Linked DNA regions of Homo sapiens: region 1 is linked to region 2. A link is a contact called in ENCODE Hi-C or POLR2A ChIA-PET data. All regions are on one chromosome and are shown on one strand. The core of a region is the stretch at or near the end of the contact, and the rest is flanking DNA. Distances in the headings are between cores, read along the strand shown.

Region 1 (6,246 bases), core at 1,623-4,122, 63 kb before region 2:
GGGGGCTATGTAATACTTTTTTCTTAAGATAGGAAAGAATTAAACATACATTGGTTTTGGGTCTGACCAAGTACAGAGGGAGCAGTGGAAGATACAGGGGAGAGGTCTTCTGACTGGAAAACACATAGGAGGGGATGGGGACACGGGAGGCTGAGAGCATTCATGTCCTCAATTTTTTACCCTTCCCTGTCTGCAAGCCGTTTGCCATGTAACTTTGGAGTTCTTCCCATAAAAGCACAGTATTTATTTCCCTACTCTGCAGGGCTTGCTTTGGCATGCAGAATGAAGCAAAGGGTCAGTGTGCCAGTTCTGAGCCTAGGCCTCAAGGGGCATTGAGCGTTTCCAGGGCTCTCTCTTGAGCCTCTGTCATAGATATGAAAATGCACCCGAGCCAGCCTGTTGGAGGTGAGAGACCAGGGAGCAGTGCGCGATCTCCCCAGCTGCCTCTGCCAAGGGTGGCCTAGATCAGCCAACAGCCCGCAGCCCCTCACACGTGATGTGTCCAGCCCAAATCAGCAAAGCTGCCTGACTGACCCGAAGCACAGAAGTGGTAAAGTTTATTATTGTATGTCATTGAGGTACAGATGACTTTTCACCTGGGAACTTTGCAGCAGAAGCTGACTGATACATGGTGCTCAGGATAGAGGTAGAGGGAAAGAAGGAAAAGAGGTTTCAGATCTAGGTAAGTCCAGGCATTACAGAAAGAGCTGCTTTTCTGTGGATGTGGTCGTGTTCTTTGCAAAGACTATTTCTTTTCTGCCTCTGATGGTGGGTGGGCAGAGGATGACCATGCATCTTAAATGAGCCACTTAAACTGAGGAATTAAACTCTTTTTTTTTTTTTTAAGATGGAGTCTTGTTCTGTCGCCCATGCTGGAGTGCAGTGGTGTGATCACAGCTCACTGCAAGCTCCACCTCCCAGGTTCAAGCAATTCTCCTGTCTCAGCCTCCCGAGTAGTTGGGACTACAGGCATGCGCCACCACACTCAGCTGATTTCTGTATTTTTAGTAGAGACAGGGTTTCACCATATTGATCAGGCTGGTCTCAACCTCTTGACCTCAGGTGATCCGTCTGCCTCGGCCTCCCAAAGTGCTGGGATTACAGGCGTGAGCCACCACGCCTAGCTAGGAATTAAACTCTTAAAGTTTTCTGTCTCAGCTACCAGGGCCAAGATGTAAGAAAAGGGAAGTTAGACTTTTGTTTAAAGAAAGCATGAGACAGGCCACCCTACGAACCAGGGCTGCCATAGACAGTGATGCAGGCTGTGCCCTGCACAAGGGCTCCTGGCCAAGGGCAGTGTGAGATGCATTCAGTGCAATGAAGCATGGATAGGAAGAACATGTCTGCATCAAAGTGCAACTTATACTCTGTGTACCAAAAAGAGTTTCACTGATAAGAATGAGGGGAAAATAGCACCTACAATTAGATACAGAATTTCCTCAGTATCAAAAAGCTAAGTTGTTTCTTTTCTGAAGCCCTTGATATACAATAAAAATAAATCTTATGCCCCACAGATAACGCTGGTTTAGTTTCGGTATCTTGGTGCCACCAGGAGCTGCGTGCTCTTTTTGAAATGATGAGAGTAGGTAAAAAGTAAGGAGTCTCTCCTGTTTCTCTTTATAGGATGGTTTTCCTGCTCTGTTAAGTGGCGCTCATCCTTCAGCTCCACACTCAAGGGGCAAGGACTCCTGTGGTTAAATATTCTGAGATCAATGCCACAGAGGGAAGCCACTCAAAGGGAAAGTCTTGGGCCTTTGGGTGTGGGGCAGGACTTTCTCGAGTTCCCGTGAGTCAGAGAGTCTCAGGAAGGGAAGGATCAGCAGAGTCATTCGGACCACCCTTTCATTTAACAAATGAGGAAAAAGAAGCCAGAGGGGGAAGGGACTGGCCCAGGGTCACGTAGCTCATAAACGACACAGCGGCAATGAAAACCCAGAGACTTTCACTTCTCTCCCTTCATTCTTTTTCTTCCATTCTCATCAAACCCGAAGAACAGGAATGGATGGTTGTTATAATACTGGTCCAGGAGGAGAGGCTTTAAATCAGAGTCCAAGGCAAAGTCCCTTTCAGAAAGCTCTGCTGGCCTGAGAGCCTTCCTCAATGCTTTGCCCACACGGCGCTGCACGATGCTGCCACGGCACCTCATGCCTCAGTGTGCTCTGGTTATATCTCAGGTCCCCCTGACCAGGAGAAATCTCCTGGAACAGTCAGAGACAGGTCACACCTCAGGCCGAACGCCCTGGGCCCAGGGTTAGGATTCACAGAATTGCGTGCTGAAACCTCCCAACAGTGGTTGAACTCTGGGTTCTGACACATGAGTGGATCAGGACCAACTGGGTCTAGATTTCTAAAATGCCTTCTGAAATGCTGCTTTTCCAGCAGTGGCAGAGAGCAGGGTGAGCAGTGAGGAGAATATAGGGAGGGGAAGACTGTGCTCTCAGACACCAGGACAGCCAGCCCAAATACACACCAGAGCCTGGGCCCAGTGGGTTCTAGTCCTGCCCTGTGTAACTTGCTGTGCAGCTTTGGGCAGATCCCCTCCCCTATCTGGTCCATGGCCTCCCAATCTGTGACATGAAGGCGTGGACCGGATGGTCACTGAGGCCCCTCCCAGCTTGGCCATATGTCCAGCCTTGAACCACGTGTAGACTCAAAGCAATTAGCCAAGAAGAGGAGTCTCCAGACAATTCCTCTTGCTCCACCCTGCCTCTGTGTCTGGTTCCTCTCCTGGCAGTTTCTATTTTCTGCTCTGTCTGGACAGAAGGGCTTGCTTGGCTCTGTCTGTCTTCCAGCCTTCCCTAGGAAATTGTCTTTGCTTGGAGCACAATGACGCACAGGGGTGCCCCCTGCCGCTCAGCTCTGTGCCATGGGCTTCCAAGGGCTACAGAACAATGGGGTGGAGGGGGAGCCTTTGGGTCAAAGTCTTGGGCAGCTGCCAGGCAGAAGGGAAGTGCAGAGGCTGGCCCTGGTGCAGGGTCACAGAGATCTCCCTTCTCTCTCTGCACTGTCTCCTTGGCCTGAGTAAGCAGAAGGTCCTGGATGCTGCAGCCACAGAGGCGGGAGGCAGAACAGCAGAGACCTGAGAAGGATAGGAGTGACTCTTCAAGAATGAGGTCTGGAGACCAGAGCAGGAAGCCCTCAGAATAGAGAGAACATGGGCAAGGTGGTCAGCAGGCTGGTGGGCAGCCCCGCTCAGATCCCTCCCCTAGAGCAGAATGGTTACAAAACCTGGGTATGGGGGCCTATTCTGGAGTGGCCTGGCCCAAACAGCAAATTGTTGTGAACCCCCATATTTTAACTTAAAAATCCAGTGCCTGTCACATGATGGACGCTCAGTAAATGTTTACTGAATTAATGTGAATCCTGCATTCTACTGCATCATCTGTATAATTCCTGATTTTCGGGCTCTTGAGGGCTTCTCGTACCCCTAGCTCACTGCCTTGTACCCTCTGAGAAGCAGGGCTGGGATGGAGAGAGTTCTGCGTGTGTTGTCGGGCACCCTGAGCCATCGCTGGGCCAAGCCATTGCACCTGCCAGGGCCCTGGTTTTCCCATCTGTGAGACAGGATAGAGAGGCAGGACCGCAGGCCTCAGCCAGCTCGGGAATGGCAACTGCTGGCACTCCAGTGTGCATCAGTATGTCTGAGATAGCCGGCGAACGGAGCACTGGGGCAATGTTTGAAGGGCAACTGAGCCTCACTAGGGTGAAGCTTGTGCCAAAGCAGCAGGAAAGCGTGTTCCATACTCTGTGCCACCTCTGATTGCGTCTTGAATATTCCATGCTTTTATGTTTCTGGGTATGACCAGAAGCTTGGAAAAAGTTCCTTGCATTGTGACCCACATGTATATCTGTGTTAAAAAAAAATGCTGAAGTCTGCATCATGCTTTTCAGATTTGTTAATTCATTTGATTATTCATTCGTTTATTCATTCATTCCAAAAACATTCATTGAACACCACAATGTGGCAGATGGTAGGGTCCCTCATTGGGAGGAGACACTCAGTGAAATAAACAGACAATTACACTGCAATGCACGAAGTGCTATAATGATGGCATGAACAAAGTGTTTAGGATGGTTTGCAATGGCACTCACCTTTTCCTCTGGAGCACAGAGTGTGTCCATGTGCTCATCACCATCACTCTCTGAAGAGGGGACAGTGTCTATGGAGGAGGACCCTGAGGCTCAGAGAGGTTAAGTGACTCACACAAGATCACACAGTCCTTATCTTCCGATGCTAAACCCAGTGCTCAAGGGATTACTTTGTATGTTACCCCACAGCTATGGATATAATGTTATGACTCACCTCCTTTTGGGGTTCTTTTAGTGAATCACTGTTGCTTTATTAAGTCTCTTTTGTCCTGCTAAAAAAAAAAAATTGTGAAACTATCTGCTTGACCACTTTCTTTATAAAACTGGTCGGTCTGATGGGCTTGTGTTAACCTTTAAGAAAATGAAAATATTTTAAGATTTTCTTTTTTGGCCCTATCTTGGGCTGGACAGTCATTCCCATCTCTTCCCTCCACAGACAGCCATGGTCTTTAGACCATCCAGGAGAAACCTCCCTAGGTTTGTGAGCTGTTGGGATCATTGTTACCACTGTGGGTCCCTTTTCAGCCTCCTATGTATCAAACTGACTTTGCTTTCCTTTCAACCTTCCAGAAATTAGACCCACAAAACATAGAGATGGGTCACATAAGTCAAAACGGAGGCAGAGGCTGGTGAAACCCTTTACCCTCTGACAACAGTGTTCTTCAGGATTCTTGAGAACAGGTGAACACATTTGAATTGAGCCCTGACTTTGCTCTGTGACTCTGTCCCTGTCCTTGAACCTCTCTGAGCTTCCATGAGCTCATCTGGCATACAGATATATCAACAGTCACACAGATCACAAAAAGATGCCAGGGTTTACAAAGCAATTCGTAAAAAGTGACCTCCTTGATGAATGGAGGGTGCCCAGCAGGCTTCTTTAGGGTGTGTGAGCAAGGCAGCATGAATATTGGAAAGAGTCTGGACTTTGAAGTGAGAAGATCCAACTTCAGACTCTGACGCTGCCTTTTACGAGCTATGTGACTTTGAGCAAGTTTCCAACAGCCCTAAGACTCAGCAGCATAACTAGGATGATGATGGCACCTTCCCCATCCACCTTACCCCCAAGTTGTTAAGAGAATGAAAGCAGCTGAAGCCCTGCTAACCAGGCAATCTGGGCTGCATGCTGGTCAGTGCCAGGACCAGGGTTGAGTTTCTCCTTCAGCAACCGCAGTCCTCCCAGAGGATGGGAGTCTTGTGTGCTTCAGACAATAAGATCCTGCCAAGACAAGAAAAGGAAGCTGACAATTTCTCACTTCTTTCAGCTGTCTCTCGAGCTCCCTCCACAGGCCCACATCACCCCACTAGCCTTCTACACTCCCAAAACACTTTTCAGAAGGGCTTGTCTCCCTTCCTTCTGGCACAGCACCAATGCTCTGTCTAGTCTGGAGGTGGACTTGCTGCTTCACACTCTAGAAAATGCGGGGCTGTTGAGTGACAGTGGCACCCACCACGGGAGTCCCACTTTTTTACCCTACAAAGCTTATCTGGGCGGATGCCAGGTTCCTAGGTTTGGGTTCCCTCCACTATGAGGGGCTCAGCCCACTTGGAGTCAAAAGGAAACAGCCCAGCTACCGACTTGCATAGGAGACCCTCTGGGAAGGTTTGCTGGTGGAAAGACCACTCTGGCTGCTCCTCGAGTGTTGCCGGGGTGTACTCTGCTCTGCCTGCAGGCCTCCCCAGCCCAGGAGGACCCATTCCACCTGTTGGAGATTTGCTGGCTACCTCCAGGTGGCCAACGAGGGTGTGGCAACTTCACAAATAAGGAAAACCAGGATAAGAGGCAATGTTTGCCTCTGTGAAACAAGTTTGCGATAGTTTTGTGATAATTCTGATTAGGCTGTTCCAAAACCATTGTTTTGCCAACAGCAGCTCTCCTCCATTTTTTTCTTTCTTTCTTTTTTTCTTTTTAGAAATCAAAGGCCATGACTGTTCACCTTTCCTTTGAAGTATTATGTCTATTTGCTTATTTGATTCAGATAGGTTGAGAACCATATGGCTCTCCTTTTTAAGTAAAATTTTCCTTCTTTAAGCCACCGATCCATAGGAAACAAACATCTGTGGAATAAAACAAAGTACACCATACAATGAATATTGACTAAATAGAAAATAGGCATTCATATTTGAAGGCAAGATACATAAGTTATATCAGTAATCATT
Region 2 (6,532 bases), core at 1,539-4,038:
AACTGGGTCACTCTTGTCATACCCAACTAAAACAGAGTTGAGATGCCAGTGGGGGTAAGCACTCAAGGTACAAAACATTGATCCAACAATGTAATTCTCTGCAAGCCTGACTGCAGAAACTGCTTTTTGTAACCTGAAACCAGCTTTATCTACAGCTTCTGAGATAGCCTGCTTCTTGCTATCTAAGATAGACAGGACTAATTTTGCCCACAGTGGTTGCTCACCAAGTGGAGCTTACCATCTCCCCAAACCCTTGCTAGTGCCAATGAACTTTCTTAAAGGGCAATACACAACATTTCTCCTTTCTATAAAACCTCTAACCTTCTCTTTGTTCTTTGGGTATACCAAAGACAATCGAGGCTCATGTATGCCCCAAATTGCAATTCTTTCTTCCCAAATAAAACAGTATATTTAGAGATTCATCTCTACATTTTTATTTTGTAGACACTGAGCTTCAGTTTTTCTCATCTGGAAAATGGGAATGATGTTGCCCACTGCCTTCACCTCACAGAGCTGATGTGCAGATTATGGGCTATTTTCTGCTTGTCACCCCCTCCAGATCCTTTCTCACCCTTTTCTGTGCTGCTCCATGTCTTGCGGGGCTGAACTCCATGGGCTGCAGTTCCCGGGTTCCTTTGCCCTCTGGCTTCCCTTTGGGCTCCGCTGGTTGGAGGCCCCAGCAGCAGATGGGAGAGCAGAAGAGGACACAGCAGGCAGAGCACTCAACGCCCCACTTCCTCCCGGCCTGGCTGCAGTTCTGGCAGTGCCATGTTCCTCTGCAGCCACGACTCCTGTTAGGCAGCCCCTTTTCCATGGCACTAGTTTTCATGGGCTCAGCTAATACTCTTGCCTTCATTTGCCCATTCAGGCCTATGGGGTTAATAGCCCCTCCTGCTCCTCTCGTCCCTGGGCATCTCCTGTGACCCTGCCCAGATTTCTGTGAATAGTCCCTTCATTAAACTCTCATCGGTCTCCTTTGAGGGTGCCATCCCTTCCTGCCAGGCCTTGAATACAAGGACCGAGGACAGAAAGATAGTCCAGGCGCTGAGCAAGGTGAGATGCGTGGAGCCAGGGAGAGAGAGAACATGCACAAGGGGAAGGGATCAGCTGTAAAATCTGGCATGCTCTAACTCGAGAAGGAAGATTCTGCTGCTTCCCCGTGGCCTTGACCTCTCCTCACCATCAACTAGGGAGAATGTTCTGTTCTCTAGGGGCAGAGAAGGCCCAGATTCACACTGAGGTATAAGGAGGTCGCAGAAACCAAGCCTCCATAGTTCCACTGTACAGAGAGCTCGGGACACAGGTAATGGTAGGTCCTGCTCTTGGGCTCAAAGTGTTTTTAGAAGCCACTGACCTAGGCAAAGTTGCTCATTTTTCCAATAAAAAAATGGGCTACATATTCTTGCCAAGGACACAGCAACAAACCAACCATTGATAAGGGCAAGAAAAATCATTGATGAGACTAGTCACTCAATACATAAGTAGGTCTGCAGTTACAAGCCTATTTGATGCTGCCAGTTAGTAGCAATCCCTTCTGTTTATTCAGCATACCCTTTTAGGTTATGTCGAGTTCAGGGTCCCAGTTCTCTCATGTGCTGGGCAAGTCCTCTTCACCTCTGCTCATCCCCATTCCTTCCTTTACCAAGTGAGGAGCTTGAAGGCCATTTTGGTAACCTCACCCTGCTTGCCCTTGTTCTTTTCCCTGCATCCCCCAAATAAGCCCACTGGGCCAGTCCCTGGGCCAGGCCTGACAGTGTCTGGGTTTATGGTCTCTTCTTTCTCACCCTTGTGTCTCCCACACTGATGCCCACTGGGGCCGGCAGACCCAGCACCCAGGGGTTCTGACGTGAGCACTGCACCCCTTTGTCTTTCTGCCTCTCCTGCGTTGCAGCCAGCCAGACCCCAAATTGGTCCCCCTAGAGCAAGGCCTGTGTATTGGAATCAGGTAGACCTGATTTGTTCAAAGTTAACTCTGCCTCTGAGCCTCAGTCACCTGAGCAGTCAAGTGTAGGGCATCATAGCCGCCCCCAGGCTTGCTCTGGAGTGTCTAGCAAAATGTCTAGCATCCAGAAGGCAACTGATGAAGGAGAGGACCTCCTTTCCTTCATGCTGCGGGTCCTTCTGCTGTCTGGAAGCCTGAGTGCTAGGCCCTGCCCCTTGGATGAACATGCTGGTGAGCACAGTGATAGTGTCCTCACTGCACGATCTCTGGACCTCCCTGCCTCTCTCTCAGAGGATGACCACTGTACCTAGGTTAGGCTCATCCTCCACCCTGGCTCAAGCTTCCTTCCCCCTGTGCCTTCCTGTCTTCAACCTAAGCCTGCTGGAGTAACAATATCTTGGAGGCCCCAAATTCCACATTTCTTTGTTCACATGAGATAATGCAACTCTGCTTTGAGAGCTATAAAATGACTGCAAATATTTTGTAATCATTGATGACACAGGGTGGGATGCTTGATATTCTACAAAACTATATATATGGCATGTAAAGATGCAGTTTAATTCTGCATACATTTGACCTAGAGTTAATATACTAGCTATAATAATCTTCGAAGTCTAATAACAAATTATTTTATTGGACTATTTAGAATATTAAAAGATGTTTAGACAGGATTTGGATGGCCCAGTTCTCTTTAAAAAGCCATCCAAGGATGTTTGACCTGTTTTCATTTGATAAAATTTCCTAGCAGTGAAAAGACATTAAAAGTCATACCAGAGTCTCACATTAGAATTTGCTCCTGTGACTCCCTTTCAGGAGAGGAATTCAAACAGGGAGGGGCCAATGTGACGAGCAGCATTCCTCTTTCACTTTCATTTTGTGCTGTTTACTTTATAAAAGTTAGTGTCTACAGAGGCTAGGAGTTTGTCCGTGCTATTTTTATTCTTTTCTTTGTTTCCTGTATTTTAAAACATTAGGAATGCTATGTATTTTTAATAGTTGGTTGAGGTGTAATAATAAAACATACCTGTTTGATGAGTTTCAGCACATGAACACATCACCAAAACCATCACCATAATCAAAATAATGAACATATTCATCCCCCAGGCCCCCAATACCCACAAATTTCCTTGTTCCCCTTGGTAATACCTCCTTTTCACCCACCCTGACCCTCACATTTCAAACAACCACTGATCTGCTTTCTGTCACTATGTGTTATTTTGCATTTTCTAGAATTTTATGTGAATGGAAGCACACAGTGTGTACTCTTTTCTGTCTGGCTTCTTTCAGTTAGCCTAATTATTTTAAGATTCATTCCTGCTGTTGAATGTATCACAATGGTTTGTTCCTTTTTATTGCTGAAGAGTATCCCATTTTAGGAATATACCAGATTTGTTTCCAGTTTGGGGTTATTAAAGATTATTATAAATAAAGCTATGAACATCCACATATAAACCTTTATGTAGACTTTCTCTAGGGTAAATACCTAGGAATGGAATGGGTAGATCATGTGGTCAGTATATGTTTAACTCTTAAAAAGCCAAAATGTTTTCCAAAGTGACTGTACCATTTCACATTCCCACCAGCAATGTGTGAGAATTCCAGTTCCTCCATGTCTTTACCAACACGTGATATGGCCAGTGTTCTTAATTTTAAACATTCTGATAGGTACATAGTAGTGTCTTATTGTGGTTTTAATTTGCTTTCCCCTCATGGTGTGCAATAAAGTATCTTTTTATGTGCTTATTTGCTATCCATTATCTTTTTTGATAAAATACTTGTTCAAATCTTTTGCCTATTTTAAAAATTTTGTTTTCTTATTATTGAGTTTTAGAGTTCCTTTTATATCTGGATACAAGTCCTTTATTAGGTATGTGACTTTCAAATATTTTCTCCCAGTCTGTGGCTTTTTATTCTTTTAGTAGTGTCTTTTGAAGAGCAGACCTGACTGACTTTGACAAAGTCAGTTTCCTTTGTTGTTGTATCCAAGAAATCTTTGTCTAATCCAGTGTCACAAAGATTTTCCCCTAGATTTTCTTCTGGAAGTTACATAGTTTTAGATTTAGCTTTAGATCTTTTGGATCATTTAAATTTACATTATTTAGATCTTTATTATATATTTATATCTTTTAGACTTAGATCAGCTAGATCTTGAGTTAATTTTTGAATTAATTCTGAATATAGTGTGAGGTGTGGATTGAAGTTATTTGTTGTTTTATGTAGATATCCAATTGTTTCAGCACCATTTGTTGAAGAGATATTCTTTCTCCACTGAATTGTCTTTGCATTTTTTTGAAAATCAGTTGACCATATTTATTTGGATGTATTTCTGGATTCTCCATGGGATTCCATTGATCTATTTGTATATCTTGATGTCAATACCACATTGTCTTGATGACTGTAGCTTTATAATAAATCTTGAATCAGGAATGTAAGCCCTCCAATATTGTTCCCCTCTTCTTAAAATTGTTTTGGTTATCCTAGCTCATTTGTATTCTTATATAAATTTTATAATAAGCTCGTTAATTTTTACAAAAAAAGAAGCCTAATGGGATTTTGATTGAGATTATGTTAAATCTGTAGATCAATTTGCAGTGAATTGACATGTTAACAATATTGAATTTATTTAAAATACTTAAATAAAGAGAGAGATATAGCAGGCTCTTTCAATCTAGGAGCCTGGTATATCTCTCCATTTATTTAGGTATTTTAAATGTCTCTTTTCAACATTTTGTAGTTTTCAGAGTACACATATTGTTAAATCAGTCCCTAAGCATTTCATATTTTTATGCTAGTGTAAATGGTATTGTTTTAAATTTCCTTTATCAATTGCTTATTTCTAATACAAAGAAATGCCATTGATTTATGTATATTGGCATTATATTCTGCAACCCTGCTAAGCTTATTTATCATTTACAGTACCATTGTTGTAGATTACTTAGGATTTCCAACATAGATGGTTATGTTGTCTGTGAATAAATCTAGCTTTACTTCTTTTTCTCCTTTTTTTTTTTTTTCCTTTAAGACATGGTCTTGCTCTGTCACCCAGGCTGGAGCACAGTAGCACAATTACAGCTCACTGCAGCCTTGACCTCTTGAGCTCAAGGGATCCTACCTCAGCCTCCCAGGTAGCTGGGACCACCCATGGATGCCACCATGCCTGGCTATTTACTTTTTTAAATTTTTTGTAGTGATAGTGTCTCCGTATGTTGCTGGCTTTACTTCTTCTTCTCCAATCTGTATGCCTTTTATTTCTTTTACTTGCCTCATTGCATTGGCTGGGACCTCCACTATCATGTTGAATAGAAGTGGTAGGAATGGACATCCTTGCCTTTTTCACTGTCTTAGGGAAAAAGTATCCAGTCTTTCTATAGCAAATATAAGCCATAGGGTTTTGTTTTTTCCATAGATGCCCTTTATCAGGTTTAGAACTTCCTTTACATCTCTAAATTGCTGATAATATTTTTCCTGAACGGGTATTAATTTTTGTCTAATGCTTTTCCCATGTCTATTGAGATGATCGTATGGTTTTCCTTTTACATTTAATTTAATAATACAGTTAGCTACCTTGATTGGTTTTTTAATGTTAAGCCAAGTTTGCATTCTTAGGATAAACTCCACTTGGTCATAATCCATTATATTTTAACTTATTGTTAAATTTGATTTGCTTAAATTTTGTTTAGAAATTTTGCATTTATGTTTATGAGGGATATTGTTCTGTAGTTTTCTTGTTATATTCAGTTATTTTTAGGCAGGTTTAATAGAATCACTGTTTTCTCCATTAAGAAGGCAAAGGGAAATATTCTGAGTGTCTGAGAGGTCTGAGTGTGTCACTGACATCTGTAACATTTTAGAGCCCCAGATGTTCATACCAATATTTTATATCATTTTTATACATAAAGTTACACTAGTAAAGAAAAAGCAGAAAGGAAATTTCCCAAATTGTAACAGTAATTTCTCTTGGGTAAATTAAAGGTCTCCAGACATTTGAGGAAGTCCTGCAATAGAAAAGAGAGACATGAAAATAAACCAAGAAAATAGCTGGAGAAAAGAAAAACATTTATTTACTTACCGTTCTTTTTTTTATTCCTTTAAAATGAAATCCTTGTTGCAGAAAAAACTTTTTAAAACTTATAATTATTATTCTTCGAATGATTTTGAGACATATCAAAGCCAGCAAACAAGATCAGAATCAAATGAAAAAGGGACAATCATGGAACAGAAAGAAGTTATGGAAAATAAAAATATAGTTATTATAATGCAAATAAATGATTCTAATATTACAAAGTAGGTATATTAGTCTGCTAGGGCTACCATAACAAAATACCACAAACAGGGTTGCTTAAAGAACAGAAATGTATTTCCCACAGTTCTGGAGCCTGGAAGTCGAAGGTCAAGGTGTCTGCAGAGTTGGTTTCTCCTGAGGCTGCTCTCCTTGGCTTGCACATGGCCCTCTTCTTACTGTGTCCTTACATGGCCTTTCTTTTGCACATGCACATTCTTGATGTCTCTTCCTCTTCTTATAAGGACACCAGTCCTATTGGATTATGTTCCCACTCTTATGACCTCATTTACCTCAATTACCTTTTTAAA

The links. A loop is a pair of places that touch in the nucleus more often than their neighbours do. ChIA-PET counts read pairs that join two places held with the same protein, here RNA polymerase II (POLR2A). Pooled maps may share reads with other maps.
Region 1: a map of endothelial cell of umbilical vein shows a loop between it and region 2 (2.1-fold over the local background). The contact joins two enhancer-like sites. A Hi-C loop is called at or near these places in 5 of 168 maps with a recorded cell type or tissue (CD4-positive, alpha-beta memory T cell, body of pancreas, endothelial cell of umbilical vein and 2 more) and 7 of 50 pooled maps. POLR2A ChIA-PET finds 5 or more read pairs at or near these places in 3 of 52 experiments (B cell, Caco-2 and activated T-cell).

What each region holds. Positions count from the first base shown.
Region 1 is chr1:117,669,364-117,675,609 of GRCh38, forward strand. No RefSeq gene overlaps it. Among named protein-coding and RNA genes, the nearest start is that of TENT5C, 66 kb to the left of the region's middle. Within about 2 kb of position 2,873, at least 9 of the 41 ENCODE cell types and tissues checked have a DNase peak (open chromatin) inside an H3K27ac peak, as active enhancers do.
Region 2 is chr1:117,732,428-117,738,959 of GRCh38, forward strand. No RefSeq gene overlaps it. Among named protein-coding and RNA genes, the nearest start is that of TENT5C, 130 kb to the left of the region's middle. Within about 2 kb of position 2,789, at least 9 of the 41 ENCODE cell types and tissues checked have a DNase peak (open chromatin) inside an H3K27ac peak, as active enhancers do.